2 separate regions of the Homo sapiens genome follow, and region 2 is linked to region 1. A link is a loop called in an ENCODE intact Hi-C map of the cell type or tissue named here. Cell type or tissue: mammary epithelial cell. All regions are shown on one strand. Each heading gives the region's core, and the rest is flanking DNA. Links, peaks and the distances in the headings are about the cores only. Region 1 overlaps PALLD (palladin, cytoskeletal associated protein). Region 2 overlaps PALLD (palladin, cytoskeletal associated protein).

Evidence for each region. Hi-C counts contacts between places; a loop is a spot of excess contacts. Peaks named below come from ENCODE experiments on the same cell type or tissue, not always from the same donor. Only the 100,000 strongest peaks of a DNase experiment are listed, where the experiment ranks them.
Region 2: a loop joins it to region 1, with 4 times the contacts of the local background. A loop is called at or near these places in 7 of 110 quality-filtered maps.

What each region holds. Positions count from the first base shown.
Region 1 is chr4:168,750,473-168,766,803 of GRCh38, forward strand. All of the region lies in intron 10 of PALLD (palladin, cytoskeletal associated protein), which reads left to right. It also overlaps the pseudogene RPL9P16. Among named protein-coding and RNA genes, the nearest start is that of PALLD-AS1, 110 kb to the left of the region's middle. RefSeq lists an enhancer at 7,422-7,922. In mammary epithelial cell, for the core only: no CTCF peak of the experiment used is centred there; DNase peaks (open chromatin) are centred at 8,069 and 9,029; H3K27ac peaks cover 3,065 bases.
Region 2 is chr4:168,812,995-168,826,333 of GRCh38, forward strand. The region is part of intron 10 of PALLD (palladin, cytoskeletal associated protein); the gene reads left to right. Among named protein-coding and RNA genes, the nearest start is that of PALLD-AS1, 170 kb to the left of the region's middle. RefSeq lists enhancers at 2,876-3,510, 3,511-4,146. In mammary epithelial cell, for the core only: no CTCF peak of the experiment used is centred there; a DNase peak (open chromatin) is centred at 3,877; H3K4me3 peaks cover 316 bases; H3K27ac peaks cover 1,069 bases.

The DNA of each region.
Region 1 (16,331 bases), core at 4,392-12,391:
GGGGATTCTACAAAGGTTTGACTTGTGGTTTAGGATATGTTCACCATGTTGCAGAAATTATATATATATTTTTTAACAAAATTGGCCACTATTTAGTATGCTTTTTTCTTTGTACATGAAGCACTTTTGAAAAAAAGTCACTGACTACAGTCTTAGTTACCAAGTTGAAATCAAAGATAGATTTTTCTTCCAACTGCAAGAAAAATTCAGTGAGTTTAGAAGAAAAAAGTTATTCTACTCAGCTGGGTTTGACAGAAACACTATTTCTGTGGCCTCCTGTCCCCATCCCCTAGTTATGCCTTAAGGCCCTTCTCAAATATCTTCTCCAGAAAGACTTTCCTAATACTTCTAACTGGAATTGTTCTCCATTTTAGTGCCCATTTATTATTGTACTTCCGGTTTACTTTACCATTATTTGGATAGATGATTTGTCTCTCTGTCTGGTTGGTAACTGAAGGTAACAGAAACTCAGCAAACAGATGTTACATTCATGAGATCACATATTTTATATATGTGTGTGTGTGTGTGTGTGTCTGCGTGTGTATTTTTTTTTTTTTGAGATGGAGTTTTGCTATTGTTGCCCAGGCTGGAGTGTAATGGCACAATCTTGGCTCACCGTAACCTCCACTTCCCAGGTTCAAGCGATTCTCCTGCCTCAGCCTCCCGAGTAGCTGGGATTATAGGCATGTGCCACCATGCCTGGCTAATTTTGTATTTTTAGTAGAGACAGGGTTTCTCCATGTTGGTCAGGCTGGTCTCAAACGCCCAACCTCAGGTGATCTGCCCACCTCAGCCTCCCAAAGTGCTGGGATTACAGGTGTAAGCCACCGTGCCCAGTCCACATATTATATTTTTGAAGCCTCTCCGGCAGTATAATATATGCTAACATAAGGTTTGATGAATTATAAAAGCAATTAATTTTAGGTATTGGGACACACTAAAATCTATCCAGTGTAGATTTCCACACTGGGAGAGCAATAGCCTGTCATAGCAGCTTTGCAATCAGATAGCCCTGAGATCCATGCCTGACATCTCCAATTAATGGCTGTGTGACCTGGAGCAAGAAACTTAATGTCGCTAAATCTCACTTTCCTTAATAGAGTCATTACTGAATAAATATCAAGCTATTCTTAATATCAACTTGGAAGTATTAACATTTCTTAACACAGTTCACACCAGGGCACGGACTCCACAGTTTAACCTCATCTCCAGGAGGTTAGCATGCACACGTATCATGTTCATTCGGTAGGACAGTAACCTGCTAGCAAATGTAGACTAAATAAACACTGGATCATTCCTGTAGTTATTTATAAATAGTCTCCATCTTTGGTTGTGATTTTAGTGGTTAGAATACTAGAAAAAGAGTGGGTAGAGGGACAGGACATAAGGAATTCCATGTTAATCAGTAGCATGGGAAGGCTGGTCATTTTCACAAAACCAAGGGAGATGAAATAAGATTGTCCTAAACACTGTTCTGAGAATTACACAGAACATGAAAGGCTGCTTGGAGTGAGTCAGAGCTGGGATGTTATAACAGATCCGGGCTCTGTCGAACACTCAGTCCCCCTTGCCAAATGTAGGAATTCACAAGATCAGGCTCAAACTTAAAAGTCAATTTCTTGTAGGCTGGGTGCTCACGGCTGTAATCCCAGCACTTCGGGAGGCCGAGGCGGGTGGATTGCTTGAGCACAGGAATTCAAGACCAGCCTGAGCAACATGGTGCAACTCTGTCTCTACAAAAAAGTCCAAAAATTAGCTGGGCTTGGCGGCATGCGCCTGTAGTCCCAGCTACTCAGGAGGCTGAGGTGGGAGGATCACTTGAGCCCAGGAGGCTGAGGTTGCAGTGAGCAGAGATCACGCCACTGCAGTCCAGCCTGAGGGAGACCCCGCCTAAAAAACAAAACAAACCAAAAAGTCTATTTCTTAAATACCATGCTAGAGTTATGTTCATTCCTTGCAGTCATCTAATCAGTTCCCATAACTTTCTTGATAAAAGGCAGATGTTGCTTTTCCATAGAATAGAGATGGTTATCTTGGCCAAGGTGTTTATGCAGGAGTGCGGGTACTAAGATGATTCTAGATTTGTACCTTTTTAAAAGTCTGTTGTACAGTTCTGTGTTCTGAGATTAGGTGGCATTGTGTTTCCTTTTTACGTTTTTTATTCTGTTTCCACAGAGAACATTTACACACTTTCAAATGATCCTGATAACTATTCCATACATATGATATCATTGGCATCTATATACTTTGAAAATATGGTAGTAATTTTTTTTTGCCATTTATATCTACTGGTGACCCCCATAACTTGAAGCTACTTTTTAGTGACCACAAAACTTACTTAAATTCCCAATGTATATTATTATTATTTCCAGTACCTAAAATCTTTTAAAACTTATAGTATAAATAATTACAAAATAACTTTGAGGAGAAATTTAGAGAGTGAAAAGAGTAAGAGAGAAGAGAAACAAGAGGAGGAGAAGAAAGAGGAGGCAGCCTAGACTTGTGACCAAAGCTTTTACATGGGGTGAAAAAAAGCTAAACTATATTAAGAGTACATTTATGAGACAATGGCAAAGCGAACAAGCAAGAGAAAGGATTTTGACATATCTCAGTTGACATTATGAAAACTCTCATTGCTTATCCTTGGAGGAAATATAGCAACCACCTGACTACTCACAAGCAGCAAATGCTAGAGAAGACTCTCCCCTCTTAATATCAATAAACTAATCCCCACCTTACATGCCATTTAAGTACAAGGAGAAAGTAGGGAGGTATATAGGCTTTTAGTTCTTTTAACATTTGAGAACCCATTTTGGCCCCAAGTTTAGATACCTCAACATTTCTGTCACTAACCTTCTTCCCTCCCTCCTTCCCCTGCTTCCTGACCCCCCAAACCCACCCCTTTGTCTCTCTCTCTCCCCCGACCCTCTCCTCCTCTTCCCTTGCTTCTGAGTTGGGAGGGATTTGAGAAGAATGAACCCATACCAACTCCGCCCTAGCCAGCATTCAAGATGGCCCCATGAATCTTGTCTCCTGGTATTCATGCTTTTTCTGTAGTCTCCTCCCATATGGACTCAGAGTTGGTCTGTGTAACTCACAGGGTGTAGTGGGGGTGACAGTGTGTCACTTCCAAGGCTGGGTTAAAAAAATGCACAGTGGCTTCCTACGTGCACCCTCTCTGTCAACTTCCATTTTGATAGGATGCTCACTCATCACGTGTAGAGGCCCATGCAGATAGGAACTGGGGCCTCCCAGTGACGACCAGCACCAACTTGCCAGCCGTGTGACCGAACCACCTTGGCAATGGATCCTTCAGCCATAGTCAGGCCTTTAGCTGACTGCGGCCTTGGTCAACATCCTGACTGCAAACTCACGAGAGACACAGAGCCAGACCCCCCAGCTAGACCACTGCCAAATTCTTGCCTCAGAGAAACCATAAGAGACAGTTAATGCTTATTGTTGTTCTAAGCCAATAAATTTTGAGGTAATAGGTTATGCAACAAGTACATACTATGTAATAGGTATGCAATAGTATACAATAATACAAATACTTTAAAAGAAAAGTCAGAAATCTAAGGATAACAAATTCAGAGCTTTTTAAAATAAGAATGTTATCTCCCTTGAGTATTTAGAGCCTCTAGTAATTGTCCTTGTAGAATTTGAAGAAGGTTGCAAACTTTCCTTCTTTGTTATTTAGAGAAAATGTGTAACAAAACCTATAAGAAATCACTGCTAATCTATACCTCAGGAGCCTCATCTCCTGATAACTTTTTTTGGCAAAATATCAGTGCTCTTCCATTGTGTGTGTTCAAAGTTTTAGTCATCCTTACTTAGTTAAGATGATTATATATGAGTATACCTTTTAGTTAACTTCCTTTTGATACATGGTTTATTTCATGCCTAGGGTAATGATTGATGTTTATTCAAATGAGCTGATGTGGATGCAAGTTCCTCAGTGCTATACAGTAAAATTGCTGTTGACATCTTCCAGAACAAAACTGAGATAAGATCCTAATTGTGGATTCCCAAATATTACTTTTCAAATACTGTTACATTATGCTGACTATTATTTTCCATTCTGGTGCTTCTTAAGCTCATTACATGGTGATGATTTGTATATGGGAACAGTCTGAAGAAAAACAATTGTGTGATTTTAGATAAAAACAGGATTCAACCGAGATATGGAGTATCTCAAAGTAAAATGTGCTATTCCCATCTTTCTATTCTGTGTTTGGCTCCAAGTCCTTAAACATTCATTCAATACACACTATACAGATGTTCAAAGAATGCCTAGTGTGCATTGCTTAGTGCTCAACTGTGCTAAGCATTATTCCACACATGGGGATGGAACAATGAACAAGACAAACAAAGGTTCTGCCCTCATGAAGTTTACATTTTAGTCTGGGAGACAGTTAATAGGAAAACAAGTATAAAACAATATAATGTGGGATATTGTTAAGTACTAAAAAGAAAAGGGTGGCCGGGCGCAGTGGCTCACGTCTGTAATCCCAGCACTTCGGGAGGCTGAGGTGGGCGGATCATGAGGTCAGGAGATCGAGACCATCCTGGCTAACACGGTGAAACCCCGTCTCTACTAAAAATACAAAAAAATTAGCCAGGCGTGGTGGCGGGCGCCTGTAGTCTCAGCTACTTGGGAGGCTGAGGCAGGAGAATGGCATGAGCCTGGGAGGCGGAGCTTGCGGTGAGCCGAGATTGCACCACTGCACTCCAGCCTGGGCGAGAGAGCAAGACTCCGTCTCAAAAAAAAAAAAAAAAAAAGGGCAGGGTAGAGGGATAGACAATGGCTGCAAAGTTGAGGGATCTAATTTAGATGGAGGATCAGGGGAGTAAAATATGGGCAGGGACTTGAATTATATAGAAAGAGCAAACCATGCAGAAATCTGGGGGAAGAACATTTCTAACGGGGAAAGATCACGTTTTTAAGCCGTGAGTGAACAGAAGCTTGGCATGTGGGAGCTTAAGAGTAAGAGATGAGAGAGGCTGTCAGAGTACATAGGGCATGATGGGGAAGGGGGATACAGTAGAAGATGAGATTGGAGAAATAAACAGGAAACTTGCAAGCCCGGGTAAGGACTTCGGTGTCTATTCAATGCATGATGAGAAGCCACAAGAAAATTCCAAGCAAGGAAGTTATGTGATCTAATTTAATTTTTTAAATAGCACACTTTGCAGCTGCATGAAGAATAGTCTGGAGGTAGCGAGAAAGCCAGCAAGACCCCTTGAAGGGTTACTGTAGTTCAGGCCAGAAACCATGGTGGCTTGTGGGGTGGAAGTAGTTAGTGGAGGCAATAAGAAGTGATGGGAGCTGCATCTGCTGCAAGAATGAAGGCTGTTCTCAGTAATCAGACTGTCCACATTCCAGAAAATGTCGACATCACTCTGAAGGGGCACAGTTCTTGTGAAAGGCCCTAGAGGACCCTGCAGAGGGACTTCAGTCACGTCAGTATAGAACTCGGGCTCCTTGGAAAGAAAAAGCAGAGGCTCCAGATTGACAAATGCTGAGAAGATGGGAATTGGCTGCCATGCGTGCTATCTGTAGTCATGCACAGAAGATGATCAAGGGCGTTATACTGGGCTTCTGTGACAAGATGAGGTCTCTGTGTTCTCACTTCCCCATCAATGTCATTATGCAGGAGAATAGCTCTATTGTAGAAGTCAGAACTTTCTTGAGCGAAAAATATATCTGCAGGGTTCGGGTGAGCCCAGGTGTTGCTTGTTCAATATCCCAAGCCCAGAAAGATGAGTTCATCCTTAAAGGAAATGACATTGAACTTGTTTCAAATTCAGCTGCTTTGACTCAGCAAACCACAACAGCTAAAAACCAGGATATCAGAACATTTTGGATGGTATCTATGTCTCTGAAAAAGGGACAGTTCAGCAGGCTGATGAGTAAAATCTAAGAGTTGTACAGCTACAGAAACAAGATGTCAGATAATTCCTAAGACCTATTTGTGATATTTTAATAATGCAATAAAAGACAGCTATTGAAAAATAAAGTAGTGATGAGGTTTCAAGACATGAATGATGGGATTTGCTGATGGCTAGCACTCAGGATGTAAGGGAAAGAGAAGGATTGAGGCTAACTATTGAGTTTTGGTCTAAGAACTGCATGAAAGGTGGTATTTATGGACGTGGTGAAGAGTAAGGGAGAGCAATTTGGGAGGTGGAAGAGAACCGAGAGATCTGTGGCCAGGTTAAGTTTGAGGTGTGTTTATACATTTCCATATGGGAATGTCAAGTAGGCAGCTCGAAATACAAATCGCAAAGATGTTGGACTCAAGCTATAAACTTGAGAGTCACCACAGGAGAAATTGTGTTTAAGGCCATGAGACTATTTGCTGTCTCTTAAGGCAGTGAATGTAAATAGAGAGAAGTTCTAAGAACCGGCCTTGAAGCACTCTAGCATTAGAGGCCGAAGGTGAAAAGGGGTACCCAGTAAGATGGAAAGCCCAGAAGAGTTTCCAGATGAGGACGATGTTTCAGGAAGAAAAGAAATGAGTGATCCATTTTATCCATGCTACAGAGTGTCCAAAACAAATGAGGACCGAGAATAATCTTTTGAATTGGACAAGACGAGGTCCTGGTTGACATTCCAGGAAGGGGCGGAGACAGAGCCTGAGTGAAGTGTGTTGAAAGAATGAAAGGTAGGAAAGTAGACACCATGAAATACAAACAGATGTTTCAAGGAATTAGCTGTGAGGACAAACAGAAAACTGATACAGTACCCAGCTGGAAATGTTGATTTCCTCAGATTTCTTATCTACAAGGTGAAAAATTTTAGATAACTTCTAAATCCCAATGTATTACATTGCCAAGTCAAAAAAACATCCTAGGGTGAGTGCCTGAAAGGCTAAATTGTGAAAAAGAGTCATTACTCGGGTTGTTGATGTCCTAAATATGATGGTGTCATTACTGACTAGGGAGGGTGCTAGCATCATTTGTATCCAATGCCCATGTAATGATTTGAGATGACAATGGAAACGTTAAGAAATAATTTAAATCTATTATGAGAACAACTCTCATTTATTAGTTTACTTGTAGCCATTTCTGTGATTCAAATGAGCATTATGATTATTTTCTGACAGAAAGAACGAAATCTCAGGACAGTTCCATGTCCATCTGTAATTAGACCTCATGGCCAGAGGGCCACAACAGTGAGGTATGTGACACATCACCTCTGGGCTGCTGTAGCTGGGCGGCATGATGACTAAGTGAAAATGACAACGGCAATAGTAACAGGTGTCACTATACCACTTTAGAATTTACAAAGCCTTTTCATAAAAATTAACATATTTAGGCTGGGTGGGGTGGCTCACGCCTATAATCCCAGCACTTTGGGAGGCCGAGGTGGGAGGATCACCCGAGGTCAGGAGTTCGAGACCAGCCTGACCAACATGGCGAAACCTGTCTCTGCTAAAAATACAAAAATTAGCTGGGTGTGGTGGCGCATGCCTGTGATCCCAGCTATCTGGGAGGCTGAGGCAGGAGAGTCGCCTGAACCTGGGAGCTGGAGGTTGCAGCAAGCTGAGATCACGCAACTACACTCCAGCCTGGGCGACAGAGCGAGACTCCATCTCAAAAAATAATAATAACATATTTAATCATAGGGACCATTTAAAATGCTCTTTCATTTGTATTAAATTAGTTCTCCAACTCTGACAGTTTGAGCATGGTTGGCCCAGCTATCCTGATGGCTCCTTCCTGCTATTTTTTTTTTAATGTTTAAAACTCATCTTTTCAAGCTCAAGAGCTGTTGCTTTGAAGAGGATTTGAATAAGCATCTGAAACTGTTGGCTCAGACATTGATCCAACTCAAATTTCCAAAGCTGCTACCAGAATGCTTTTCCCATACAGATCCAAAATGAATGTGAAATGCTGCCTGTCCTCTTTCTCCTGTCTTCCTTTCAGTGACTCCACTTTCTCCACAGTGGCCCTCCACGTCAGGCAGCCCTTCTAAAGAATCCACTGCTTGGGTGTGTGTGTTCCCCACGTTGCATTCAGAAGGCACATCCATGCATCTCAGGCGTGTAGGTTCTTCAGCATGAATCATGCAAACTTGGTGAACCATAAACCTCTCCCTGTGGATATGAGTTTGTTGGTATTTTAGTCTGCTTGGAAACAGTCTGAGAAACATTAAACCCAGCTTTTTTGAGGTTAGTCCAAATTATTTTTTTAGACTAGAGAAAAAAAAATATTATGTCTCCTAAGGAAACTTGTAACCACGAACAGTAAATTTTAAATGTTTTAGAATGGTTTTCTTTTTCCCCCTCCCACATCCCCCACTTGTGCATAGTTGAAATCCCTAGTTTCTCTCACCAAGAAATACTACATGCTAGACTCACAGATCCATGGGCTGGGCCTGTGCAAATGGATTTCTTAGATTAAAAGTATAAAAACAAGGCTGGGCATGGTGGCTCATGCCTGTAATCCCAGCACTTTGGGAGGCCAAGGCGGATGGATCACCTGAGGTCAGGAGTTCAAGACCAGCCTGGCCAACATGGTGAAACCCCGTCTCTACTAAAAATACAAAAAAAAATTAGCCAGGCGTGATAGCAGGTACCTGTAATCCCAGCTACTCAGGAGGCTGAGGCAGGAGGATCACTTGAACCCGGGAGGCGGAGGTTGCAGTGAGCCGAGATCGTGCCATTGCACTCCAGCCTGGGTGACAAGAGTGAGACTCCATCTCAAAAAAAAAAAAAAAAAAAAAAAATATATATATATATATATATATATATATATATATATATATATAGAAACAATATATGCTCCATTATACTGACCCCACCAATCTTACCCTTTCTCCACTTTTCCAGTTCAATCATCCCCTAAGTATTCGTGTATAGTAGGATTTTAAAATGCACAGTACCATTCATGTGCAGAAAAGCACCTTTATTTATAAAATATGAATTCAACTTGCTCTACTTGGCAGGAAGGTACCTAGACCTCACTCACCTATTCAAGGAAACTGAGTCACTTCCTGTTTCAAACCACAGTTTTTCCAGGTTAACTCAATCTCTGTAGCATTTACCATATCCAGCCTCAAAGGACCCCACCCATCCATCCTTTCTTTGTTCCTTTGGGGAAAGAGGAACCTGTGAGAAGAAGAAAACCACAGGGAAATAAGACTTTGAGTTTGGAGAAGAATAAGAGAGCATTATAAAGTGATAAAACCTAAACATGGTTCATTAGGAAAAAGTGACTGAAATTCTAATCCTGTGCAGGTCCAGGATTATGAGGGAAGCAAAAAGAATGCCACTGACACTAGAATAGAGTATTTCCTGCTGGGCATGGTGGCTAATGCCTGTAATCCCAGCACTTTGGGAGGTGGAGGCAGTGGATCGCTTGAACCCAGGAGTTCGAGATCAGCCTGGCCAACATGGTGAAACCCCATCTTTACTAAAAATACAAAAATTAGCCAGGGGTGGTGGCTCACGCCTGTAATCCCAGCTGCTGGGGAGGCTGAAGCATGAGAATTGCTGGAACCCAGGGGGCAGAGGTTGCAGTGAGCTGAGATGGCACCACTGCACTCCAGCCTGGGCGACAGAGACTGTCTCAAAAAAAAAAAAAAAATTTATGTGCTGTCACAACTGCAAGGCATGAGGCCTCTCTCCCTCCCTGGCGTTTCCACATGGCACTTCCCCTTGTGTTTGACGTGTCAGCCTCTGTCCTCATTGCAAATCTCCTCTGCCTTCCAGCCTCAGTCTCTGTACAGACTCTGCCCTCCTCATCTTGGCTGCAGGGTTGTCAGGTTCTTTGGCCTTCTCATCTCACAGCCACAGGAGCGTTTGTGAACTTGTGATCCTCCCTAGTTCCCGGCTCTGGCAGTGGGTGCGGGGAGGCCTCAACACAGCCAGCCCCTTGGTTACTCTACTGTGACTACCTCCTTTTGGCTCCGGGCTCGGTGACCTACTTCCAAATACCAAATTGCAGCATGGGACTTTTCTGATTTTCATTTGCCCCCTCAAATCTATGAGGTTTCTATGATCTCTTTCATCTCTTCTCTTTCTCGTGAGTTACAAGGGAGTAGGGGCGTACCGGGTGCCTCAGAAGGAACCCAAGTAGCAATTTCACCATAGTCTCATCCCTCCAAATTTCTCCTAAAAAATATTCCCTCAATCCAGGATTTTTACTACTTCCCTCTGTGGAGAGAAACCCCATGTCTAACATCTGTCTCACCCAAGAGCATGCTGGAAAATTCTTTGGCTTCAAAGTCCAAAGATTGATTCTGGATATTGAATGTCCAGCTAAGGGAAACCAAGAAAAGACTTTTCTGTTTTCTCCTTCAGGTACCTGGTCCTTGAAATTGAAACCTAGACACTTATGCCTATTGTTTTTCTTGTAACTTTCAAAATCTATTTTGATGTCAAAATGGAACAATGGTTTTTTTGTTATCCATCGAGTTCTGCCCTTCTCAAGAAGTATGGATGGCTCAACCTCAGCAGATGGAAAGCTACAGGGAAATAGGAAGTACCATCTCAAGGAAAAGAAATGTGCCTCATTAGAAATGTCCGATGCATTTTTTGTTCTCAGTCGTTCTTGCAACCCAAGGACTGAGTTGCAAGTCAAAGTGTTTATCAATGTTAAGTTTGAACCAAAGACAAAAATCTCTGTTGTTCTTTCCTTCTTAGTAGTTCTTAAACTACTTATATATTAGAACGCTGCTGTGGAGGAAGAAATATTTTTAGTTTTTCATACGGAAAAGTTTTAAGACACACATTTCCATGGAGTATATTTTTCCCACAGTGTTTTCCAAAGCCTCTGTCTTTGGCTCAGCATTTCTCCAACTGGAAGTTTCACCAATGAGTCCCCTGTGTTCCTGTGGTCCGCTGTAGGGCTACTCTGGAGTCTCTGGCTTATTAGCATGTAAAACTCGGAGATTCTTTCCCTCCAGTTAAAGTCATATCCACAGGATTTACATGAAATATATTATATATGGCACCTTTCTTTGTAAGGTAGCTAGAAAGTGGCTTTGGGAATTTTTTTTCTGAGACGAGTCTCTCTCCGTCACCCAGGCTGGAGTGCCATGGTGCAGTCTCAGCTCACTACAACCTCCGCCTCCCGGGCTCAAGCGATTCTCCTGCCTCAGCCTCCTGAGTAGTGGGGACTACACGCACACACCACCACGCCCAGCTATTTTTGTTGTTGTTGTTTGTTTTTTTTTTTTTTTTTTTTTTTTTTTTTTTGTAGTTTTTTGTTTTGGTAGAGACGGGGTTTCACCATGTTTCCGCGGCTGATCTCAAACTCCTGGGCTCAAGTGATCCACTGCCTCCGCCTCCCAAAGTGCTGGGATTACAGGCGTGAGCCACCGTGCCCGGCAGGAAATATTCTATTCTAGTGTCAGTGGCATTCTTTTTGCTTCCCTCATAATCCTGGACCTGCACAGGATTAGAATTTCAGTCATTCTTTCCTAATGAACCATGTTTAAGTTTTATCACTTTGTAATGCTCTCTTATTCTTCTCCAAACTCAGTCTTATTTCCCTGTGGTTTTCATTTATAAGGGAAGAAAAGAAAGGACGACAAGTCTATTTTTAGGGATCCATTAAAAATTCATTTTTTAATAGTCCATAAACATTGCGAAGTAACTTGGGACTCATACATACAATTCTGATTATTTTAAATTGCTTCATGTGATAATTGCAAGCATTTATTGAGCATTTACACATTACTGAACTTAAAACACATAAAAATGCCATTCTCGGCTGGGCGCAGTGGCTCACACTTGTAATCTCAGCACTTTGGGAGCCAATCCAGGCAAATGGCTTGAGTCCAGGAGTTTGAGACCAGCCTGGCCATCATAATGGAACCCCATCTCTATTAAAAATACAAAAATGAGCCAGGTATGGTGGCATGTGCCTGTCATCCCAGCTCCTGGGGAGGCTGAGGTAGGAGGATTGCCTGAGCCTGGGAGGTTGAGGTTACAGTGAGCCAAGATTGTGCCTGTGCACTTCAGCCTGGGCGACTGGAGTGAGACCCTATCCCAAAAAAAAAGAAAAAGCCATTCTCTGGCGATCATTAAAAAGTCAGGAAACAACAGATGCTGGAGAGGATGTGGAGAAATAGGAATGCTTTTACACTGTTGGTGGGATTGTAAATTAGTTCAACCATTGTGGAAGACAGTGTGGTGATCCCTCAAGGATCTAGAACCAGAAATACCATTTGACCCAGCGATCCCATTACTGGGTATATGCTCATTGGATTATAAATCATTTTACTATAAAGACACACGCACACGTATGTTTATTGCAGCACTGTTCACAATAGCAAAGACTTGGAACCAACCCAAATGCCCATCAATGATAGACTACATAAAGAAAATGTGGCACATATACATGATGGAATACTATGCAGCCATAAGAAAGGATGAATTCATGTCCTTTGCAGGGATATGGATGAAGCTGGAAACCATTATTCTCAGCAAACTAACACAGGAACAGAAAACCAAACACCACATGTTCTCACTCATAAGTGGGAGTTGAACAATGAGAACACATGGACACAGGGAGGGGAACATCACACACTGGGGCCTGTTGGGGTAGGGGGCAAAGGGAGGGAAGCATTAGGAGAAATACCTAATGTAGATAACAGGTTGATGGGTGCAGCAAACCACCATGGCACATGTATACCTATGTAACAAACGTGGACATTCTGCACGTGTATCCCAGAAGGTAAAGTATAACTTTAAAAATGCCATTCTCTACAGAATTTGATAAATTTTTAATCTCAGAGCTTGAAATCAGTTACAACACTGTTTTAATCTATGAAATTATTTCAGTGTCTTTCTATGAAATTTAGACCCAATCTTCAGATACCATAGAGTACCTACTATGTGCCGGGTGCTCTAATTAGAATCTTCCATTTCATTGTCATTTAATTCTCACAAGAACCCTGCTAAGCAGGTGGCATTATCTCCTTTCCACCTGTGAGGAAACAGGTTCACAGCCGTTCCACAGCCCCAAGCCTCACATGGAGTAAGAGGTTGAGTAAGATCTGAAGACACATGGCACTTTTAGGCCACACAGTGTCCAAGGTATTTAAATGAAGTAGATGACTGAGTGTTTTTTAAGCCACACACTTACAGAAAAGACACTAGGAGATGAGCAGAAGGTGTTTCCCTGGAGATGCTGCCCTGGTACCACAGCAGCAGGAGGTGGGACAAGCTGACTTCTACTCTGAGTGAGTTAAGAACCTCAGGGCTGCTCTGGGATAGAGACAGCATGAACACCAGTGCATGGAGCCATTGTACCCTGGCCATGGTTTTTGTTTTAGATCAGCATCAGGTTCAGAAATCCAGAACCAAAAAGAAATGAATGCAACTCCCATTCCATCAGGTCAGGAGTGACCAGGCCTCCCACAGACCTTTGCCTGTTTCCTCCCCAAGCGAGCCTCAGAGCCTTAGAAGCCCTCTCCCACATGGTCTTGTATTAAATCATGTTCTTCTAGGTCAAATAACAAGGGTCCGTTATTCATGCCTCTGTTTATTTATTCATATGTGTATTCATTTTATTCACCTATAAATATTTACTGCAGTAATATTAACCAGCGTCCTTGTGGATATCAGAGTGCCACGGATATAAATATGGGAAGAAAAAGAAACCACTTTAAAGAAAAAAATTCTTTTAGAGAGTATACTTACTATATGTCTTCTTATAGATATGGGACTTTGTCAATGGTGAGTGCTCAGTAAATATTCAGAGACGAATAAAATGAATAAACGTATGAATGAACAGAGGAGTGAATAATGGACCCTTGTTACTTGACCTGAGAGAACATAATTTAATACAGGACCAATTTCTATCATTTTCCTATAAGTAATGTATTTCTATATTACATATGATATTTTGATATAAATTATATTTTATAAGTAAATCACCTCTAGGCTGGAAAACTCACCCTATGTTGGCCCCTAGGAACATTTAAAAAAATTTTTTTAGAAACAGGATCTTTCTATGTTGTCCAGGCTGGAGCACAATAGCTATTCACAGGTGCAGTCATAGCACACTACGGCCTCAAATTCCTGGGCTCAAGAGATTCTCTTACCTCAACCTCCAGAGTAGCTCCGACTACAGATGTGTGCCACTGTGCCCAACTTTTAGAGATTTTTTTTTTCTGGCTCAGAAAAAATCCCTCTCAGTATGTTTATTCCAAACCCTTTCTAACAGGTGTCCATGCGTTAGGCAAAAAGCCTTACAGCTTCTCAGATTCTTCTCAGATTCAAAGATTCATCTGTATTCATCATTTGAGATTCATCTCAAAGACTTGCTTAGAGATGACCGTACCATCTCTAAGCAAGTTTTCCTTTCTCTCTAACCTGCTCCTTTGGTTCCCGCACCTCTCTTGGCTCCAGGTGTCAATAAACAACACCTTTGTCAGCTCTTTCCATTGCCTCCTCCTGGTCAGAGCATGCTGAGTGAGCTTCACTTAAAGCCTCACTTTTGCATCGGATAACTTTTTCTCATTTGAATCGAGGGTTTATACACTGCCCAATATACCATATCCAATATAAACAGGAAAGAACATGATTTCTTTGTAGTAGGTAGCCTCCCTTCTAGGTCTTCTTTTACAGTGTGATGGTTATCAGGCTTAGGAATCAGAAAAAGTTAGTCTGAATCTAATCTCTAGTCCTTAGCTTTAACCTGGGCAAGTTATTGCCATCATCTGAAAAATGAAGATAAAAAGAATGATGAACAAATGAGATCACATATGCAAAACATACAGCACAATATTTGAAAATAGAGAAGGTTTAGTAAATGGAAGCGATGATGCTGAAGGAGGGAGAAGGAAAAACAGAGTAGAAGAAGAAGAGGAGAAAATTGCTAAATAATGAGTAGCCATCTTGAGAGACAGAGAGCGTGGCCCAGAGGACATGAGAGATTAGGAACTGCTGCGTTTTATAGGGAAAGGGAACACAAGGGTAGGAATGTACTGGAAATTCCATCCAAAGAGGACTCAAGGTAATGCAAGTCAGAATGGGTACTTGGGAGCATGGGATGACCTCAGAGCCAAGGTGATATTACATCCCACTGTCACCCACTTCACACTGTGGTCTTAATTTAGCTACACGTTCATGGACAAGAAGTTCAGAGCCAGCTCACACTGCAGAACTGGGTTCCGGTTTTATAAGCTAACTTACTGTTTGCCACAGATTGTAACCTCTTTCCCAAAGAACAGACATACCAGGAGCCAGAAAGTAGCTTTTAATTAATGAATTTGTCATCTGCTGCTCAGTGGTAATGAGGGAAATCCTGTGCCATACATTCTTTTAAGTGTAGATTCAGGATCTGGATATGTACTAGTGAGGTCAGCAATTCAGCCCTTTACCTCTGATTGTGGGCCAAATAAATGGCTGAATTACTCATGGGGGTGTGGATTTTGTTAAGTGTGGTGGGTAGGGGTTGGGAGGAAGAGAAGAGGGTGTGTCTTTCTTGGCATAGGCCAAAATGAATGAAAATGCTTTGAATGTTATTATAATCTATTCTGTGACCATGTCCAGGTGGCTTTCTGCCATGGCTCTGGGCACACCCATATGGACTTAGTCCCTTTCTGTAGGGATTTCACAGTTTCTGGTTGGCAGAGTAAGGACCCAAGCAGGAAGATTTTCTTCCCCACCCAACACACCCCTGAATCCTGCCAAATGTGAGGTGTGGGAGTGATAATATCAACGCAATAATACCAATAGTAACCACAATAGGTTCTTAAGAAACTGGAAAAGGGTACTGAGAAGTTTTTTCCACCTTTTTTGTATGCCTAGTTTGCTACATTGCTCCTAAGTTCCTAGACTTCTGGGCAGCTCTGCCTATGGAATAGCCATTCTTTTACTCCTTTACTTTCTTAATAAACTTGCTTTCACTTAAAAAATAATAAGTTCCTAGACTTCTCTTTAGTGAATACTAGAGCTCTACCTGAAAGAACCCACATTTTCAGGTCAATTCCCAAAACTCAAATGGTAGTGTCATGGACTTGAAAGCAGTCTTAGGGACTGTCCATTCCAACATTCTGCCCATCACAGACATTCCCTGGGAGCACCCAAGGCAGGCGGTTGTCCAGCCTGTGAATGGACACATGCAGAGACGGAGAGCCTGTTTCCTGAGAAGGCCAAGCCATGATGGGCATCTGTAGTGGCTGCAAGACAGCATAATGCGGGGGAAAGAGTATAGGATTGGGAGGCATGGGAATTGGTTCAGTGCTTGTTCTTCCACTGACCAGCTGAACGACCTTCGGGAGAAGTCACTGCGCCTTAGAATGAGTCACTTATCAACTATGAAGCTGTTGGATATGATCTCAGTCATTCTAGCAATAACATGGTCATTTA
Region 2 (13,339 bases), core at 756-8,755, 59 kb after region 1:
AGGGACCTCCCCAGAGGCAAATTGATGGTTGGAATGCTGCTGCAGAAGGGCTCAGTGTCCCTGTGGTTCTTTAAGTCTGGAATTTTTCTTTCTTTTGAAAAACGTACTTTTGGGGGGGGCGGAAATGAATTTGAATCTATTTTCTACCACATGTTTAATGACCGAGGTGATGTATTTTTTCCTCAAATTATTATAACTCCCAGTAAAAATTCAAGCCTGTAGAAGGTAAGGAGGAGATTATATGATGAAAGTATTATTGATTTTAGTGGAATCATGGAATTTAACATATCTTCTTTACTTCCAAGTTAGTGCTTTTCACTCTACATCATGCCCAACACTTTCCTAGGTAAACAAGGGCTATAAAAGAAGGGCTTTTAATGTATCTCTTCCCCTGCTTTGGAGCAAGGCAGTTACAGAACAACAACAACAACAACAAAAATAACATTATCTGATTGATTGGTTGATTGGTTGGTTGATTTTAGAGATAAGGTCTTGCTCTGTCACCCAGGCTGGAGTGCAGTGGTGTGATCGTGGCTCACTGCAGCCTCAAACTCCTGGACTCAAGCAATCCCCCCACCTCAGCCTCCTCAGTAGCTAGGACTGCCGGCACATGCCACCACACCCAGCTAATTTTTAAAAAATGTTTTAGAGTTGGGGGTCTCACTGTGTTGCCCAGACTGGTCTTAAACTCCTGGCCTCAAGTGACCCTCCTGCCTCAGCCTCACCAGTAGCTGGGATTACAGATGTGAGCTGCTGTATGATTCTGTCTCGCATAATTGGATATATTTTAAATGGTAAACTTGATCTGTATAATATTTGGACCTCCCTCAAAAAACAAATCATTCATGAAGCTTTGGAAAGGCTATTATAACCAAATAATGTGTGCATAAGGAACCTTCTCCCCACATCTCTGAGCCCCTTTTCATTATGGAACCTCACAGCATCCCTCAGGATATCCCTGAGCCCAGGGGAAGATGAGAGTGGGAGGAATTTCAGTGATGGGAAATAGAATCAAGTTAAAGTAAACTCTGAATTCGATAGAGACAGTGTGGGATGAAGCAACAACAAAAAAATGTATTAAGACGCTATCAATAATACATTTTGCCAGCATTTTTGAGACGTTCCAAACCAGTCTCAGAAAGTTTGAGACTGATCCCAAGAAAACAATGAGAAAGGTTGAGTCTAAGCCTAAAATTTTGGCTGAATTTGGAAATTATCAGTGTGAAGGCTACACACCAAAAATATAAGAACCAACTGTCCTGAAAGTTTGGGAGTTAAGATTTGGGGAAATTATTTGAAATCATTTCAATCTACCAATTCCTGATTTTTTTGCACTAAGAATTGAAATTCTGAATCCCTTAATTTATGTATCAAATATATCTACCAGCAGTGCAGGGACAATGAGGGTGGAAATGCATTAACTAATAGATTATATGGACTGCCTTAAGCAACTGTATAATTTCTGTTAGGATGAAACCGAACCATGTTGGGAATTCTGATTTAAAATGAGGTCTGTACTTTATAGATGTGGAAAATAAGGTTCATAGGACGAAATTACTTCCTCAAAAGCGACATAACTGCGTTGCAGCAAAAACGGCAGGAGAGTGCAGGTCTCTAAGCCAAGTCTTGGACTAGGTTCTTGATTCCAACAGTTCTCCAGTGATGCTTCTGAAGACACTGGGCTGAAAGTGAACAGTGACCCTCTTTCCCGAATGTCTATAATTTTCTCAATTTAAAATTTTTCTCCTAAAAGACAATGGCTATTTTAATCTTTTCTGTTTGTTTGTTTGTTTTGAGACACAGTCTCGCTCTGTCACCCAGGCTGTAGTGCAGTGACGCGACCTCGGCTCACTGCAACCTCCACCTCCTGGGTTCAAGCAATTCTCCTGCCTCAGCCTCCCAAGTAGCTGGGATTACAGTTGTGTACCACCATGCCTTGCTAATTTTTGTATTTTTAGTAGAGACGGGGTTTCACCATGTTGGCCAGGCTGGTCTTGAACTCCTGACCTCAAATGATCCACCTGCCTCGGCCTCCCAAAGCGCTGGGATTATAGGCATGAGCCATTGTGCCCGGCGAATATTTTAATCTTTTAGTGACCTCTGCCATTTTTCTTTTCAAGAACAAGATGAATGAGCAAATGTAAACATTTTAAAATTAACTTGGAAGGGCTTTGACAGATTTCATTTCTCATGGACATATGCTTGTGACTGTTTCAATATTGCAGGCATACACTAGCATCATTTTCTTTTAGCAGAATTGCTTGGTGCTCCTGTAATAGAATGAAGTGTAATAGTGTGCAAACATTCACAACTTCCATGTGCTCTAAAACCTAAACAAGTTTGAACCCACAAGTCACTTTGTAAGGCACATCCAGGCTCGTTGAGATTCTAACTGGTGGAAATAGTTGAAAGTATATTTGTCACTTACACCTTGCCTATATCCAAGAAGGATTTGAGTCTTCCTCCAACAAGAATGCATCCAAGCCAGTCTAAAACTGTCCTCCATAAAATAGGGAAATACACTTTGGGAATTTCATAAGCTAAACACTATTTCCACATTGGTCACCATGGTGAACACAAATATGCAAAATCGACTGAATGGTAACAAGGCAGGGAGAGAACGTGCTTCCTATAGGATTTGATCTGCTGCTTATTCTGATCAAAGTGGAAACTATAAAGGTTGGTTGGAGCGGATAGCCCAATGCCTGCCCAGTAACAGGGCTGCAGGAATTAACACGGTGGACGAGGGAAGGTACAGACCATTTTCGGTGGCTAAATGAGAAATAATACTAAGCGATAGGATATCCTGTATGTTTAGATTACTTGCCTCTGAAAACGAGCTCCAATTCTTTTTCAGAACAAGTATTGGGAACAAACTGTGGATATTTAATCACTTAAGGGTACTTTCTTCTGGGAAAATCGCTCACTCTTAATTTTTCAGTTGAGTTAGACAAGGGCTAATTGCAAGAGGATTAAAACCTTGAAAACTGCTTTGTTCAGCTTATTGTTTCAGGTTTCCCTTTGGAGTGTGGATGATGTGTTTATTTGACATAATGAATACCACCATCCGCTTTGTTCCGGGAACCAAAAGGCTATGTGCTTGCCCAAGGAATTTCTCAGTTGTTTATATGTAAGGAAACACTGCTCTGTGTTATTGGATGGGACCATTACAGCTCTTTCTTAAATAGGGAATGCAGAGAGCCGTGCTTTCCTCACTCACATCTGAGCAGAGAAACCAGAAAATAGCCTTCAGCACTCCAAATGCCTGCTTGTTTTCAACACAAGAGAGCAAAGGGAACATTTATTGAAAATGTGTGTTCTTCGCTTAGGAACCCAGAGCTTTACTTTGTGTTATTGGCACATCTACTTAGACCTATGTTATATGTGTATGTGTGTATATATATATATATATATATATATTTTTTTTAAGTATTAGATTGGAGTGCTTGGCATGAATCATAGATTAGAGAACATTGACAACTAACCAGATAGTGAACTCTGCCTCTATCAGCCAAATCTAACTGCCAAAACACTGAGGAATAAAGTAACCACTAATTAAGCAGCCTGGAGTTTTGTTTTTGGGTTTTTTTTGGTGGTGGTTGTTTTTAATACATACCCTGCCATAGGATGAGGGCAATTGTGTGAAATACATGCTTTGCGGTGACTTCCAGTGATGCAACATAGCAGTCTTTTTAAACAGCTGAAAACTCTCTGGTCCTTTATGGTTTCCAAAAGGTACTCCTTAAATGGGCATAACTGATGGGGGATTGGCTAGTGAGCTACAGAGAAGGCTGAGTCAGAGTGACCTGTTGGAGCTAGCCCCGTGTGTGTGTGTGTGTGTGTGTGTGTGTGTGTGTGTGTGTGTGTGTGTGTGTGTGTAGAAAAGGGGGAGCCGTGGGCAAGGGGCGGGGGTGAAGGGAGGCTGCAAGCTTGGCAGAATGTTTGAACAAGACAAAGAGCAGTTCCAGCGACCAAATAAGGAAGTGAGTGCTGAAGTATTTCAGAATAGAAGTGTGTCAGGGACTCAAGGCAATTGCGGAGAGTAAAAATAGGCAAAGAAGAAAGGGCAAAGGATTTTTGTTTTACTTGTTCCACAAAATAAACAGGGAAAGAAGTATCTCTGGTCTTTCAGCTGGAGTGAGAAAAACAGATCGTATCTATCCCTTTCTGTTGGCTTTTTATAGACATGTGTCTGAAGAGATGTTTAGAAGCTCTTTCAGTGGCAATGGCAATAATAAGCATGCTTTTGTTAAAGACAGAAAAACGCAAGTTGTGCATTAGACGCACCATCACATTCCCTTTATGTGTAATGCATGAAACTTTTAGCCCAAGATGATGGAAGTTTCCAAGAACCAACAGAAATATCTGGAAACCCATTTTCAGACATGTCCTGAACACTGAATTATAACTGTATCCTTTGAGAAAAATCTTACCTCTTAACAAGCCAGTTAAATGTCCATTAGATACAGTGTCTAACTTAAATATGTTGATAGTTACTGAAAAAGATGTCAAAAGAGGCAAATTACGCAAAGAAACTGTCAGTACTTGTTTTAATCTTCTCAATACCATCTCCCCAACTCTCCAGAGTGGCCAATAATATGTCACTGATCCTATGGATAAATGCTGCTCTTATTTTGATACTTTTTTTGCAGTACGGGTGGAAGAGAACAAAGATTTGGAAGGAGAATTTCAGATACTCCTAAACATAATTTGAAACAACCTTTTTTTGTCCTACAAAACCAACATTGAGAAATTATTTCTATTAACCAAGAAATCAATTTACTTATGTCTGCAACTAGGAATAAATAGAAGACATTCATCCTGGGTAAGACTTTTGAAAGCCCTCAATAACTAAATTGTTGGCAACTCTAGGATTGGCAATTGAACAAATCTATCCTTCTGTTCTCATGCAAAATACAAAATTGGACAGCCCACACTTGAATCAGAAACTACCAGAACCTGCCCAGAAGAGTTTGGGTAGAGAGCTAAACTGGAGTGCAAAATAGGGAACACACAAAGATTGACCACGGCATGTAGATGATCTTACAATGTAGTGTATTCTGGCTCCAAAAATAACCTGCCCCCCACTTAAACTGAAATATAAACTCTATTGAATAAGCTACCTTGATCATGCTTCAAGAAAATGTTAGGCTTATGACAAAATGTTTATTATCACAAACAAAGAAAAAATTAAAATGAGACACAGTGTTATGCCCACGAATAGTCATTTTAATGACCAAGCTCCATCCTACCAATGCTTCACTAGTTGACTTTTTTTTTTTTAAGCAATTTAACAATAGATGTCAAGAGCAGGGAAAAAAGGCTGGGTGTGCTGGCTCACGCCTGTAATCCCAGCACTTTGGGAGGCTGAGGCAGGAGGATCACTTGAGCCCAGGAGTTGGAGACCAGGCTGGGCAATATAATGGGACTCCATCTCTACAAAAAAATATTTCGAAAAAGCCAGACGTGGCGGTGCACACCTGTAGTCTTATCTGCTTGAGAGGATGGCTTGGGCCCAGGAGGTCAAGACTGTGTGAGCCATGATTATACCATGTACTCCAGCCTGGACAACAGAGTGAGACCCTGTCTCAAATAAATAAATAAATAGTGGTAAAAAGAGTATTTGACTTCAAAATCATACTTCTCAGTATTTGCCCTGAGGAAGTAACTCAAAATGGGAAAAGAAATGTATAAGCCTGAAGATGTTTAGTATAGCATATTTTTTATAATTTCAAAACAAAAAATTTAGAAGTCAAATACACAGAATATTCTCTTATCTCAACAATGCAATATTATGCAGCAATTAAAACTGGTAATGATTAAGCCTATGAAGGCAAAAAATGTTTATGATAAATGATACAATAATGACGAAAAGTTACCTTGTAAAATTACACACTATCTGTATAGCTATGTTTTGAGGACTAGAAAAGAACATGGTGAAATAGTGCTAGTGTGTTATACATACATAGAGGTAGATTTTTTGTCATCTTTATTTTGTGTTTTTCAATAATAAATGCCTTTCAAAAAAAGATGATGATGAACAAGCTTACAGGCAAGAGGCAGGATTCCAGAGTCAGAAAGAACTGAGGCTTCAGAGTTTACCTATCCAGCAAATATAAGTCACAAAGTTTTGTGTAGCTAGTTAGTGATGTTGTAATAGACTTTGCCATTTACAGAACTGTTTTACTTACTGATTTGACTTGTCAATTATTTAAAAATAGCAAAGCTAGCAAAAATAGCAAAATGTCAATTATTTAAAAATAGCAAGTGTAATTCTTTTGTGAGAAAAACAATCACCCACAAAAATGTAACTGCAGAGGCTCCGAGACCATTTGTGTGTGTGTGTGTGTGTGTGTGTGTGTGTGTGTGATTCCTCCGGTATAGCTGTGAATAATGTGAGGTAACCAGAGACTGGCAGAGTCAGCCCAGGATTAAACACCGTCATCAGCAGCACCCCAGTTTAAAGAGAAGATTCAGAGCACCTGCATCAGGATCTCCTTCTAAAGCCCTGAATGGCAATTGGGAGCCAATCCTGACATTGAGATCACATAATAAACTGTTCTCACAAAGAGCAGTTCATTTAATCTTTCCATGCTTTTGTTTTGGTGACCCCGCTACTGCTGGGAGTAATTATAAAGAACTCCAAATGATTAGAAAGCATTTTGCATAAATCAGCTTGTTTGAATTATTGCATTTCCAGGGAAAATTAATTGCGACTTAGAACAATGCAGAAATTATTTACACACCCAGGTGTCAAAAAGCAGAGGAGAAGCAAAGAAGTAAATATATATTTATAGAATTTCCTGTGATGGCTTATAATAACTATTGAGTAATCATAGAATGTTAAATGTAATCTCATCCAACCCTCTATAGTGGAGATTTGAAAATGGAGACACAGGACTCGAAGTGAATCGTGCAGGGTCTCATAAAGAGTTAATGCCAGAGCCAACTCCTTTGTTGAAAATAGTAGTTAAATCCTTAATGGCTGTTCTCTAGAGCTCTACTTGCTGCCTTTGCCTTCTTGCCCCTCTCCTGTGGCGAACTTAAACAGTACTTCCATCAGTCTTACTTCGAAAGACTTAAGAGTTTGAAGGAGCTCTAGACAATTTATAGTCTTGTCTTAGGCAAGGTGATTCTGCTTCATCTAGTTACTTATTTAGAATGTTAACTCCTTAGTGGCAGAAGTCATGTTTCTCAGTAATAACTAAACTTATTGGCAGCAATGCCATGTGCGCCGTGCCAAATGCTTTCCAAAGTCTCGTTGAATCCTTGCAGCAATTAATCAGGTGTGCAGTGCTATTATTCTCATTTTACTAGAGGAGGAAACTGAGGCACAGAGAGGTTAAATAACTTCCCCAAAGCCTTACACCTAGCAATGGAATATTACGCAGCAATTAAAACTAGTAACAATTAAGCCTATGAAGGCAAGAATGTTTATGATAAATGATAAAATAATAGTTACCTTGTGAAACTGCAAGCTATTTGTATAGCTATGCTTTGAGGACTAGAAAAGAACATGGAGAAATAGTGCCAGTTATGCGTATGGATACATATGCATCACAAGTGCGTATGTTGAGATTTAGACAAAGTATCAGCCTTGGGATTTACACCCAAAGCATGAGCTCTTAAGCATGAACTTGCATTACTTCAGTAGGTGTTCAGTGAAAGTTTTTGAAAATACACCTAAAGTATCCCAAGCAGATGACAATTCTCTTGACTATGACCAAAGGTATGAGGAAGAACTTCTACTTTGAGTAAATAAAATGATGGGCTTCCAGAAGCCAGGTATCCAGGTGATAATTTTTCTATTTGAATATGAGAATGATAGTTACACAGATAACTCCAAAAATTACCTGCATCAGTGAAAATTTGGAGGACAGACATATATAAATTTTGCAATGTTGTATGTCATACCAGTGAAGGAATCTAATGATACTATTATTTATTAAGTGAGGATCGCAATAAGAGTTATTGAGTAATCAATGTCTCTGTATTTCTTTGGGTTATGATTCCTGTCACATCAGTATGGAAAAAGATTTAGCAAGTCGCATGCTTTGCTTGTCCACAACATCCAAGCTCCAAATGTCGCAGACATAAAGATATGCCCAGAGTAATCTACTCTGTAACTCACAGTGAGGGTATTTAGTTGAATCTCCATATAAAGGAATGATTTGAAGGAATTATCTTTACCTAATCCATCCTCCTCCCCAAAGTAGTGGAAAATAGACTCAATTATTTCACCTGAAGTTAAATTTGCATGTGTGAAAGTGTATGTTTATGAAACAAATAGTGCTAAGCATGACATTAGAAATGGAAATCCTAAGTCCTCTGCAAAACATTATCTGATGAGTTGATTACGTATTTGTTCTCTACTTATTTCATCTTACCTTAAAACCATGGGATACTAAGGTATTTTTTTTTTCATCATTCATCCCCTTTGGTAAAATATCAAGTATATGTATGTGTGTGTATGCAGATATGGGTATATATATGTATGTACAAATATATACATGTTTAATGTATTATTACACATACAGATATACACAAAGAGAGAAAAATTTGAAGAATTAGATGAATATACGTATAAAGAGAAGTTTTAGGCCAGGTGCAGTAGCTCACGGCTGTAATCCTAGCACTTTGGGAGGCCAAGGCTGGTGGATCACCTGAGGTCAGGAGTTCGAGACCAGCCTGGCCAAAATGGTGAAACCTCGTCTCTACTAAAAAAAAATACAAAAACTAGCCGGGCATGGTGGCGCGTGCCTGTATTCCCAGCTACTCAGAAGGCTGAGGCAGGAGAATCACTTGAACTCGAGAGGTGGAGGTTGCAGTGAGCCGACATCGTGCCATCACACTCCAGCCTGGGCAACAGAGCAAAACGCTGTCTCAAAAAAAAAAAAAAAAAAAAAAGTTTTAGTATTTTTTTTCTCATCTCTCAATAGACTGTTGTTGAAGCCCACTGCTCTGTATAATACCCCAACACCCATTTGAAGAGTTGCTGAAAGTTCTGTGCCAGGCCATGGTGGGCTGGCCTGAGGCCTGATCCCAGAACCCTCCAGCTGAAAGGAATGTTAGAGCTCAGCCATCCAGCCCCTCCGCAGAACACATGGGGAAACTAAGAGAGTATGAGAATTTTGTCTCAAGACCTCATTTCCAAGAGGACTCAGGACCTGATGAGGTCTTTGTTATATTTAAAGTCTAAATAGCTGTGTGATAATAATGAACCTAGCTTAGGAATTGTTTTACATACTAGAGCTTTTGTTTGGTTTTAGATTTTTTTCTTTTTGGGGAGGGGGTGGGGTGGGGAGGGGAGGCAGGTAGCAAAGTACTCTTCACCACAAAGAAGTTGAAATTGAAAAGGAAATCTGTAGGCACTTAAATGAAAAGCAGGGCATTTTGCTGATGAGGTCAAATGATACTGATCAATGGGAAGCTCTGGGAGAGGTGGCTGTGTAAAGGAGAGACTGGGTGACCCAGGGAAGTGTCCGGAGCTGAATGAGAAGTTGGAATCACATATTCCTATGTTGCAGCCTTCAACCTGATACTAACTCATTCTTCAGACACGGAGTCCAACTTCCAAGTGCTTCAGGGATTTTTGTTAAGCCTTTTAAGGGTATCCAAATGAATTAACTATTGTGTTTCACCAACGCTCTAGTAATTCACTTTCAGTGGGCGGTTTTATTTTCCCAGATGTGCAGATTGTTCACCATGGAGCTATGAGTAATTAACTCATAAAAGAAATGTCCAGATGAATGAACAACTGCAAAGCACCTGTTGTCAACAGCTGATTTTTGTCTCCGCGCTTTGATTATGAAGAGCTTGAGAATACTGGAGGTTGTTTTCTTCTTCTAAAACCTTGTGACACCTGCTGATTTAGGTTCACATAGAATACAATGGTAAATAGAGAATAGGTGGTAGAGCTTGTCTTTATATCTAATGAAAGAAAAGTGTCAAAGTTTCAGATGAATGTCAGATACCCAAGGATAGGGCTGCATTATGACTTTCATGGGCCTTAGGCACTTTTGCCTTTGTGGGTCCGTTTCTCCATTAAAAAAAATAGAATTATATTTTATAGTTGTATTGGTATAACGATGAATGTAACCCAGGCTGGATTCATTATTATATGGTCATCATTGTTATATTTATTTATGTTCACTTTTTCCTTCTGGGTTTATTAAAATTAAAATTTTTTCTTGGGTTGCCCAAAGTGTCAGCCCTGCCCACTGAACCTAATGAATAAATTGGCCCTGCCTAAGATTATGGACAAAGAGACTTCACGGAACCATAGCTGGCCCCATCGATTTTTACTGTCACTGTAACAGAGAACACTGCTAGGCCCATTTCTTCTATTTTTCCTGATGTTGTCTCTGAACAATGAGCAGCTCAAGAATCAGAAATCCCTTTCTCGGCAAGGTAGTTCACGCCTAGAGTCCCAGCACTTTAAGAGGCCAAGGCAGGTGGATGGATCACTTGAGCTCAAGAGTTTGAGACCAGACTGGGCAACGTGGTGAGACCCTGTCTCTACAAAAAATAGAAAAAAATTAGCCACGGGGTGGTGCACGCTTGCAGTCCCAGCTACTCGGGAGGCTGAGGTGGGAGGATGGCTTGATCCCAGAAGATGGAGACTGCAATAAGCTGAGATCATACCACGGCACTCCATCCTGGGCAACAGAGCAGGACCCATTTCAAAAAAAAAGAAATCCCTTTCTCCTTATGTAACACTACTTGGCCTAGAAAAGCCAGTATTTGTGTCCACTGTGCTCTGCCAGGGCTGCTTATGTAGGGGCCTTCGTTCATAATATGACAACGAAGCAGGTGACTGAATCAAAAATTAATTCCTCCATGATGCTAAAAGACTGTGTCTGTGTTCTCCAAAATGGAGTCAGTTTGTGAAGAGAATTTTTGTCAGACCAGTTTATTCATTGCTACACAAAGCTTTCTTAAGTGACATGCAGTGGGCAAACAAGGGAACAATGACACCAAAGTTATGTCAAGCTTGTACTTGTACCACCCACAAATGAAGATGGAATAATAATGTTGCCACCTATAAGCTAATGAACAAAATGCAACAATGGGCCCAAACATGCATATACCCATTGCCAATAAATTAATCTCTAATGAGACTTTTGCTAAAATTGAGGTAATGATTTACAGAAGGCCTGGCTTTTAAAGAGGCCTGAATTTAGTCTTTATTTATGGTTGCCGTATTTTCTTTTCACTTGCATTGAAAACTTTACTTTCAAAATCTTACTTTGTCAACTTTGTCCAGAAATACATTTTTTTATTTTTTTATTTTTTTACCAATCCTCTTAAGTGAATACTTTTTAAATGATATTCTAAACTCTTATTTCTCTCAGTGCAGTCTTCTCTCTGAACTCTTTTCATGAGCCATATCTTATTAAAATCCATTATATATTGTAAAAGAAATAGCCATTGGAAAATATTCATAGGCCACCAGTTCCTTTGAACATAGCAGATTGAACCAAAGTTTAATTTGAAACATCTTTTGATAAATCTTATAAATTGACCAAATTTTCTCAAAATCATTGAACTTTTTCTAAAGTTACTAAAAACAGACAAATATCATATACTAATACAAGAATAATGATCTTACTTCTTTGGAGCAATGGAATTATTTTTTACATTTACGACTATGGAAATCTTGGGTAAAAAAAAAATCTTAATTTTTTTTCCTTGAAATCTAGTACTTCATTGTATCAGCAGTGACCTAGTATAACTCACTTAAGGGGCCTGTAACAGGCAATATCAATATTATTGTCAATTGTTTTAACTGTCAATTATATAAACTATATATCAGATAAATTCTTTTTTTTTTTTTTTTTTTTTTGAGACAAGTTATCACTCTGACACCCAGGCTGGAGTGCAGTGGCACGATCTTGGCTCACTGCAACCTCCACCTCCCAGGCTCAAGCGATTCTCCCACCTCAGCCTCCCAAGTAGCTGGGACTACAGACGCACACCACCACACCTGGCTTCTATTTTTTGTAGAGATGGAGTTTTGCCATGTTGCCCAGGCTGGTCTCCAACTCCTGGGCTCAAGTGATCCTCCCACCTTGGCCTCCCAAAGTGCTGGGATTATAGGCGTGAGCCACTGTGCCTGGCCAAATTCATTTCTTTAATTGCCAATGTTACCAAATATTCTCTCCTATGGAGCTTATGGTCTATATTCAGAGAATTTTCTAATTTTAAATACATTTATTACATTTTTATATTTAAAGAAAGTTTAATTGGAATATTTGACTTCTCCTTATTCTCTCTCTTCTCTCTCTCTTCTCATTCCATTTCCATATTGGAGTCTAGGTTTGTACATTTTATTTTGTTAAAGATATATACTGCAAAATAATCTCAATGATTCTCTTAGTAGTTGGATATCTTTGTTAGAAAACCTTTAACTTCAGCACTGAAGCAAATCATTATGTATTTGCCTAATGAGAAAAATAAAGTACTTCAGATAACATAATCCCGTTTATTTGACGCAGAAGATTCGTGTATTGATCCAGAAGAATGGATATTCAAGTTTAAGATGTGAAGTGCTGGGTAGAAGGAGGTTTCAGAGATGACAGGTTAATCAGAGTTAGGGAAATAGACCCAATTCCCTCCTTCTTGTGATAGTCCCCTATGTATAGCCTGTCGGAGTCCATGGTTTCCTTTGAATTGACTTCATTCTTCTGAAAACGGCGCTGCAACACCCTAAGCAGCTCCATTGCTGAGAGAGTTTTACTTCCTGTATTTCTGCGAGCAACAATGGAATCATGGCTGATCTGGGTGTTTTCTAAGCACCCTGGAAATCTACATGAAATGCGACACAAGATTCCTTGTTATGGTGTCACCAGAGGTAATATTAATAGTATTAAAAGAACAAGCTGAGGACTTTATGCATGATCTTACCCATGACTTCATGAATTGCCACTGGGATTAACGTAAAATCTGTAATCCTCGCCTAAATAGGCCATCTTTGTCTATTATCCATCACTATATATATAAGATACAACTTAAGGTTTTTCTTATGTAGGATAAGTTCAAATATTTAGTCCACTGATAACGGTATTTCACCACTTATTCAGGAGAATCACATAAACAGGCAAATTCTCACTATGCCTCTTTAGTAATCCACATGGAATCTGTGGATGATTCCTTCAGAGCCAGCATAACTCATTTGATTTGGAAAAGGGTGCTCAATAGTGAGTCAGATTCTACTGTGGATCAAGCAGGACATGTTTAGAAGCTGCCTTAACTATTTCAGATCAAGCAGACCTGACTATGCGCAATAAAACTTGGCAATAATCAATTGCTCCATTGGTAAAATGGAGATCTTAGGGAC